Regions from separate parts of the Mus musculus genome. Here region 2 is linked to region 1. The links are chromatin contacts, found by Hi-C or POLR2A ChIA-PET in ENCODE. All regions are on one chromosome and are shown on one strand. The core of a region is the stretch at or near the end of the contact, and the rest is flanking DNA. Distances in the headings are between cores, read along the strand shown. Region 1 has its middle 9.8 kb from the start of Gm30760. Region 2 holds the start of Cd200 (CD200 antigen).

Evidence for each region. Hi-C counts contacts between places; a loop is a spot of excess contacts on that map. ChIA-PET counts read pairs that join two places held with the same protein, here RNA polymerase II (POLR2A).
Region 2: a loop to region 1 is called in a map of heart, with 5 times the contacts of the local background. The contact joins the promoter of Cd200 here to the enhancer-like site in region 1. A Hi-C loop is called at or near these places in 6 of 37 maps with a recorded cell type or tissue (gastrocnemius and heart). POLR2A ChIA-PET finds 5 or more read pairs at or near these places in 1 of 5 experiments (embryonic stem cell).

What each region holds. Positions count from the first base shown.
Region 1 is chr16:45,373,658-45,377,769 of GRCm38, reverse strand. No RefSeq gene overlaps it. Among named protein-coding and RNA genes, the nearest start is that of Gm30760, 9.8 kb to the right of the region's middle. Within about 2 kb of position 2,186, at least 1 of the 3 ENCODE cell types and tissues checked has a DNase peak (open chromatin) inside an H3K27ac peak, as active enhancers do; it is gastrocnemius, where a contact is called at or near this core.
Region 2 is chr16:45,406,931-45,411,042 of GRCm38, reverse strand. It overlaps Cd200 (CD200 antigen), which reads left to right and starts at 1,990. Exons shown (of 6, transcript NM_010818.3): 1 at 1,990-2,187. The coding sequence starts at 2,176.

The DNA of each region.
Region 1 (4,112 bases), core at 937-3,436:
TATTCTTCATGGTGACATCAAAACCCCCAACTGATACTCTTGGGTCGTGTGCCTCTTGTCCTCAGTTTTGTTTTCCAGCTCCTCTAGGCCAACACAGGGGCAGGTGGACACTTGAGGCCTGACTTTGGGAACTGTGCTCTGACTTAGGAAGCAGAAAGAAAATCCCCTGGCTGCAGGAGGTGCTGAGTCACAGGCAGAACTGGCATGTTTCTGTGCTGAGAAATAAAAGGACACGTCAAAGTTCAAGATCCTGCTTACATGACGTTCATTGACTGACTTCCCTGGCATAGTGTTGTAATGGGTCTGAGCTTCTTTCCTGTCATTGGGATAGAATACCCTGACAAAAGCCAAGAGAGACAAAGGGGTGATTCTGGCTCACAGTTCAAGTTACAACCCATCTTGATGTATGTGTGTGGGGTGGGGGTGGGGGGCGGAACAGAGATGTGGAGAGTTCACAGCCAATGGAGCTAGAGGAAGCTGGTCACATTGCATCTACAGTCATGAAGCAGAGCACACTCTGCTTTCAATCTAACACTGTCCTGGGTCCCTGCCTAGAGAATGGTCTTGACTCTAGTTAAGACAGGCTTGCCTTAACTAGTCAATTACCCTAAAAAAAAAAAAAAAAAAAAAAAAAAAGACATCCCTTCACAGGCCCCATCTTCCAAGGGACTCTAAATCCTGTCAAGAAGGCAATAGCTCGTTTGACTTTAAAATCTGGATGATGTGACCTTTTCCATAATGACAGCTCTGTTCCAGACTTAAGTAGGATGTCACAACTGACCTCCAGGGTTCTTTCTCCACACATATATCACTAAACCAGAGGTAACTCCCTCAGGAGATGGCCAAAGGTCAAGAGTTTCCTAGGAACTCAATAGTCGATTTGAGATTTTTCTTTCTGATTCTTCTTAGTAAATAAATTAGAAAGATCTCACTTATACCACATACAATTTGGATGTGGCAGTCATCGTTTGTTTTTGTTAACTAAAAGAAAAGAAAAGAGAAGAAAAGGAAAGGAAAGGACAGAAAACAAAACAAAACAAAACAAAACAAAACAAAACAAAACAAAACAAATCAGGAACTTAACAAAACCGGATTCAGGTTTTCTGGGAGTAGCCTTTATGCTCCAGTCTAGTTACAAAGATAGGCTGAAGCTGAGCTGCTCCAGTGGGCTCTTCAAACACCACACAATGCTGGGCGTGGTTGCCTCTGTATCTAAAAATGTTTTAGGAAATATCTTGGTTTCCCTTTTTATAAGTAAATGGCATTAACATTTCTACCTCACCTAAAAATAAACGAGATGGTGGCTTTAATGAAATGATCAGAAGTAGCATATTGCGAGGCCAGATGGCTCCCTGTGCAATTCTAGGAAACATTAAATTTCCCATGAGCAGCTAAACAAGCAGGGAAGAGTCTGGTGGAGGCAGTGGGTCATTTCCAGTGGATGGAATTGGCCTATCAGGACTTGTGAAATGTACCTGAAAGGTATCTGTATTTTAGGTGGGGAAGGGCATCTTTTCCCAGTGAGTTTGTAAAAAGACTGGCCAGTTCAGGGGCTGCTAAGATGTGATTGGGAGCCATCTAGGGCAATGAGACACTTTCCATGTTAGAGTTAATTTACTCGTGAGAAGAGAACATAATCCTTAAGAGAATACCAAATCTATCAGATTCACACTGTGTTTGACTTGGCCAGAGCCTATCCAAGTGCCAGATTAGCCAACAGACTAATTGTAATAGACTCTTGTATTAGCAGAAGTTAGCAATAGAAGTTGTTTCAGAGGTTGGGCAACACATAGCCACTGGGCAAACTGAAACTTCATGCTGTAAGTAGTCCATAAGGCACAATGGCATCTGAGTCTCCATGGGCAAGGTTGAATGGCATTCCCAGATGTTAGAAAAATCTCACAAGGATCTTTCCTTAGATCTCACTCAAGGAGTTCCCACAAACCTTTTCTAGTGTAGATTAGAAATCGAGCAGTTGAAACTTCTGTGTTGTTAATGACTCTTATGTGGTCTGATAGAGTAAACTTGCAGCTCAGCTCTAGTTTATATAGTGTGTTAGGACCCCAGAGTTTACTGGAAGCCAAAACTTTCCTAAACTGCTTTCCTATTCAAGGTTAAAGCTGTCTCCAGTATTAGCTTTTGACTGACTTCCAGCATCTTTGGCAGTGAAAAGTACACAGCAGGACAGATTTTCTCTCTGGTAGAGGGGCTTTGATTGTTTAAACCAGGGTGTTTATTTCCCTTGGCAGCAAAGAGGTGTGTTCCCGTGCACTCTTAGCTGGGGAACGACAGTGTCTGGAGATAGCAGATTAACAACAAAATTTAAATATATATTAAAAACCAAAAGAAAACCCAAATCATGAAGCAAATATCTAAAGCCAGACTTGACTGAGTTTTTACTGAAAGTCCTCAGTTTTCAAAAGCTAAACATACCATAGGGAACATGTCAACCATGGACAAAAGATGAAGAGAAAGAAAACAAGCTATTGACAAACTTGGAGATCATGTTGGTTTTTAATTTTCAAGGATAGAATACAGGTACTAATGCCACGTTGAAGAAGGTTTCTAATATCACATTTTATACTAAAAGCATGAGAATAATTTTTATACAACGGCTAGGAGATAACGACATGCATTTCTCTGTGGTGTGTTATACAATGTGTTTCTGTATTAGAATAGTATTTTAAGTGATTAAATAAGCAATGTATATCCAGCAATGGGCAAACCTTGAGCAAAATGTCATTCAGCAGACACATAACATGCAGAGCATAAGAAATGGGAACAGCAGAAGGAATTAATGAAACGCTGCTGGGGAAAGTTTCAGCAGTTAAGAAACATAAAATCAAGCTATTTGCGTGTATTCAGAGGCAACCTCTGGAAATCATAAAGTAATGTTATATATAGTGAACCAAAATGTCCAAAGGCAAATTGGGTGTCCCTTATACAAAATGTTCATACTTGAGAGCAGAAGTATTTTAGCTGTATCATTCTAAATTTATGTATAGCATGGTTATCTTGGAAGTTGTGCTAGTCCCAAGTCTAAAGACAATTGATTTATGTTTCATATAAATCACCACACACACACACACACACACACACACACACACACACACATATATATGTATATATATACATATATATGTATATATATACATATATATGTATATATGCTAAATGGAATTTTGTACACTATTTTTATTTTCAAAATCTTTATTACCTGTGAATTGCCTAATGGATATGTGATGTTTGTATGTATGCAGGAATGCATACACATGCAAACAAGTGTTCATACTCATGCCACAGCACACATAACACATGTGCCGGTCAGAGAACAGTATTTGAGACTTGATTCTCCCCTCCCATTGTGCCTTCTGAGGGATCAGATCTCAAGGCTTGTGAAGCAAGAGCATTTGACTGCTGAGCCATCTCATCAGCAGTCACAGGACAGTTTTAGTGTGTTGCCACCAAGACTGTGGTCCATCATATGAGGTCACATGACTCACTCCCCATGTGACATTGTGTAGTTAGTCAAAATGTTTCGATTTTTGCAACAGTTTATATTAAGCATGTTCAGTCAGTATATCATGATTCAGTTTTCAGAATGATTTTATAGAATTACAAATGTAACACTATGAGCCATTAAGTATAGCTGATAGGAATTAAGAATTAAGGTTTGCCCTTAAATCAACTGACCTGGTGACAATATGAGGCAAGTTTCATCAAACCTAGGTTTCTTGACATAATCCCCACTCAGCTATGAGATTAAGACTCATTGGCTACAGAAGGAAATTGAAAAGAACTGGGATATAATGGTAATAAAAGCAGTCAACCTACATTGAGGGCTTTGTTGTCTTAATCAGGCAGAGTCCAGATTGCTGTTCACACAGCCTGTCTGCAAGAGGGATGATGATTTTGACCTATAATCAACAACAGCAAACTCAAGAGGCATAGTACAGCTACGTTTTCTAATTATAAAGTGGCAAATTAGTTATTACTGTACGGAAACACTTTTGGTGTCTTGGACATTCAGAAAGCTGTGGTTTTGCTGTTGTTTTAAACCTTTTAAAGATTTTCTCCAGGAAATAATATCTGAATTCTAGTCTCATTCTTAT
Region 2 (4,112 bases), core at 741-3,240, 33 kb before region 1:
AGAAGATTTAAGGCAAAACAATGCCTAGTAAAGTGTCATTTACATACCAATAAAATAACAAGAATAGAGAAAGCTTCAAGGAGAAAGATATTCAAAGGTACCCCAATAGAATGACTTGCACACACAAACACACGTCCTCATGCATACTTATGAAATGCCATCTATAAGAAAAGAGTATTGTTGGCACCAACATAAAAAATAACCTCCCATGGTTGCTCACATCTGTATTCCCAGTACTCGAGAGGCTAAGGTAGAGTATGTGTGCTATCTGGGCAGCAGAGAGTACTGAGAAGGAATAGGATGCAGTCAGAGGGAAGGGACTTGAGGAAGACCTTTGGTTTAGACTCTCTCCACATGTCTGTCTGTGGGTCTCTGAACCAGATTTTATCTGTTGCTGCCTCTCTGATGACAGCTGGTCAAGGCCCCAATCTATTAGTATAGCAGAATGTCATTAAGAATCATTCTTTTCTTCCTTCCATTTTTTCTTCTTCTTCTTCTCTCTCCCCCTTTCTCTCTCTCTCTTTCTTTCTTTCTTTCTTTCTTTTTCTTTCTTTCTTTCTCTCTCTCCCTCTTTCTCTCTCTCCCTCTCTCTCTTTCTTTCTTTCTTTCTTTCTCTTTTTCTTTCTGTCTTTCTCTCTCTTTCCTTCTTTCTTTCCCCAGCTGTGTTTGGTTCTACCCTAGGACTCTGGGCTTTCCATTATCTGGTTCTTGACCATCCAGGCAATATAGGTACAAGCTCTCTCTTATAGGGTGGGCCTCAAGTTAAACTAAACATTGGTTGGTCACTCCCTCACATTTTCTACTAAAATCTCATAGGCAGGACATATTGTGGGTAGAGGATTTAGAGGCAGGTTTAGTGTCCAGGTTTGTCTTTTCATGGTCTGTAGAATACCTTCTCACACCAGAGAGACTAGAGTCTAGAGTCCAAACCTCAGCTCTAGCCTCTCTATGTTCAGTGAGCTGAATGAAAGTTGACCTCAGCAATGGGTCCCACTGTCAGGTTTTAGAGGGTGACCTTCAGTTGTAGGTCCCAAGTCTCTCTCTCCTCTCTCTCTCTTTCTCGATCTCTCTCTCTCTCTCTCTCTCTCTCTCTCTCTCTCTCTCTCTCTCTCTCTCTCTCTCTCTCTGCTTTATACTTGTGATTGAAGATGTGATCTCTCTGGCAGCCTGGTACCATGCCTCCTGGTCACTTAGAGACTCTCCTCCTGTAGCTATAAGCCCAACAAATCTTTTTCCACAGGTTTCTACTCTAGTACAGAAACAGAAATGTCACCAATATAGTCAATCGTTTCTGTAAAGCTTTCATCAAGGAAAAACCTCAGTTCCAGGGCTTCCTGTGACTCATTTGATCTGTCCCTTGGTTCTCATCTGTTTTAAGGAATACTGCAGGACAATCTGATTAGCAGAAAGAAAGTGCTTTTGGGTTTTCAGGAAGTGTGTTCACAGGTAACTCTGAGCCCTTAGGACCTCTAAAGCTCTAGATGAGGTACCTGGTAACCACACACACACACACACACACACACACACACACACACACACTCGCACTGGCCTTTAATATAACAAATCGTAAAATAAAGTTTTCCTTTTTTTTTTCCCCCAGGGTGTCTGTATGAAGCTCCTTACCTTCCCCCTACACACACACACACACACACACACACACACACACACACTATTGTTCTGTTCTCCGTGTTTATCTTTTGCTGTACAGAACCACAGGATGCACCAGGTTTCTGACTCAAATTACTGTCCACTCAAGTTAGTTCCCACTCTGATTTTTCTGTATGGACTACGTCACCCTATACTGCCATTTGGCACGGGAGAGAGGCCAGTGATGGGAATGCAGACGAAACATGCATACACATGTAAAATAAGATAAATAAATCTAAAATGAAAAAAATATAGAGTGATTCTTTCACATTTTTGCTATATTACTCTAAAAGGCGAGAACCTGGCGGGGGCGGGGGCAGGGGCTAGGGATGAGGTTGTAGAGGGCGTGGTTGGTTGGTCGTCTCTTCCTCCACACTAGAGGAGCTGTAGAGTCTGCCTGTGCAGTGGAGGGGGCTCTCTCTACGGCGAATAGTAGTGTCCCTGCTCACAGGTGTTGCGGAGATATCCTCCATCGTGGAAGAGCTCAGACCCCGAGAAGCTGGTGTCTAGCTGCGGCCCAGAGCAAGGATGGGCAGTCTGGTGAGTGGAATCTGAGATGCGAAGGAGGGCGGAATGGGCGATCTGGAGCCGCGGCTCTCAGAAGCCAGTGGAGCCTGCGAGAAAAGCAAGGAAGCTGTTCTTTGGAGAAGTGGTATCCGGGGCTCGGAGCTCTGTAAGGAGGCACCGGCCGGAGAAAGCCCGGGGAACGCGTGTATCTAGGGTGGGCGGCTTTGCTCCTTGCTGCGATTCCATTGCGAAAACACGGCCTGAGCTCCATGGCTCCCAGAAGGGGAGGAGTAGCTCTTTGCGTCCCCTATGTTGGTCCTTAACCTGCAGCAGGGGTGTAGCCTAGTAATCTCGCTTGCTCTCTTTCTCACCCCCTCTCTTGCTGCATTTCTGCTCCTTGCCTAGGAAACCATGAAGCATCTAGCAGTACTGCAGCGAGCAAGCCACAGCTTAGTGGTCTTGTTAAATGCCAAGGTATTTAGAGGAGAGGCCGACATTTTGAGTCTTTGGTACTGTTTACAAGGCAGAAAATTTTAAAAGGAAGGGTGGTCATACGCCTTATTCTTTATACACACGGAATTGGTAGAATTGAATGCGAATCTAAACGCAATTAAACCCCAGGTACCACTTTTCATCAGGCTGACAAAGACCGACTTGTGTTACCTTTCTTAACAAAGAGGAATGTGGATCTGTCAGCTAGATGCTCTTAATGTTCAAACAAGGAATTGCTTTCTGTTTTACAAAGAATCGGAGAGAGAGGTTCTTTTTTTTCTCTCCAAGTCTCTGTGGCTGCAATGAAATAAGGTACAAAATCAGACCTAGAAAGAATAGGGGAATGGGGCTATGCACCTAGCAGCTGTGGAGTTGTCAGCTAAGACCCAGGAGCTAATGAACATCCACCTTCTTGATAAGAATTGTAGGAGGATTTTTTTTTTTGAATCTTCATGATTGGACTCTCTAGTTAATTCTTGATTGGTTAATCTTTTAGCATCCGTTAAATTCTGGGCACTGTCTTCAGGGTTTTAACCGTGGAATTGTCACCTCACACCTGTGATATTGCTGCAGCACTGACTTGCTGGGTTTGCAGTAGGCAAGCTCCTAGGATCTTTACCATTCAAAAATGCTATTTAATAAAGATTTTTGTATATTTGCATATGCACAATAAGATCTCTTGGGAGTGGGACTCCAGACTAAACAGGAAATTCATTCATTTTTCATGTAGGTCTCTCTCTCTCTCTCTCTCTCTCTCTCTCTCTCTCTCTCTCTCTCACACACACACACACACACACACACACACACACACACACACACACCCTCAGATAATGCCATGATTATACAGTTCCTCTTGATGACTATAACTATCACATGATGGCAGGTGTGGAATTTTTCATTATAACATTGTCAGTACTCAGAAGTTTCAGATATTGAAGCATTATGATTTTTCAGTTTCCCACCTATGTTTCATTTAACCCTGAGATTAGTACTGATGTCTTCCCCCCGCCCCGCCCCGCCCCACCCCCAGGCTCCAGGGAGGTTAAATAATGTGTCTTACCTAATACATTTTGGATTCATTCTAGACTGGAGTGTTCCCTGGTTACCGCCCAGCAATTCCACGTCATCTTTCTGAGAAACAGAAAGCCTACCACTGCCTGGCATGAACTAAAGGAGAATATAATAAATATGATGTGAATTTTTCATAGTGAAGCCTATCCTTTGACTCCCTGATCCCCAGTCCCTGTGTTTTTGGTTTTCACCATCCCCAGGATGTGTGCATCTGCTTTTTCTTTTGTCCTATAACACTGTTATTTTTTTCACTACAAAAGCCAGATATCCCTGCATTTTCTTATTACAGCCTTTGCTAGGGCTTGGGCTTCATTGAGAGAGAAAGGCATAGTGGTTAAAAATAATGGTGTAGAATTAGCACGCCACAATCTGTTAGCTGGAGATAAAGTAAAATG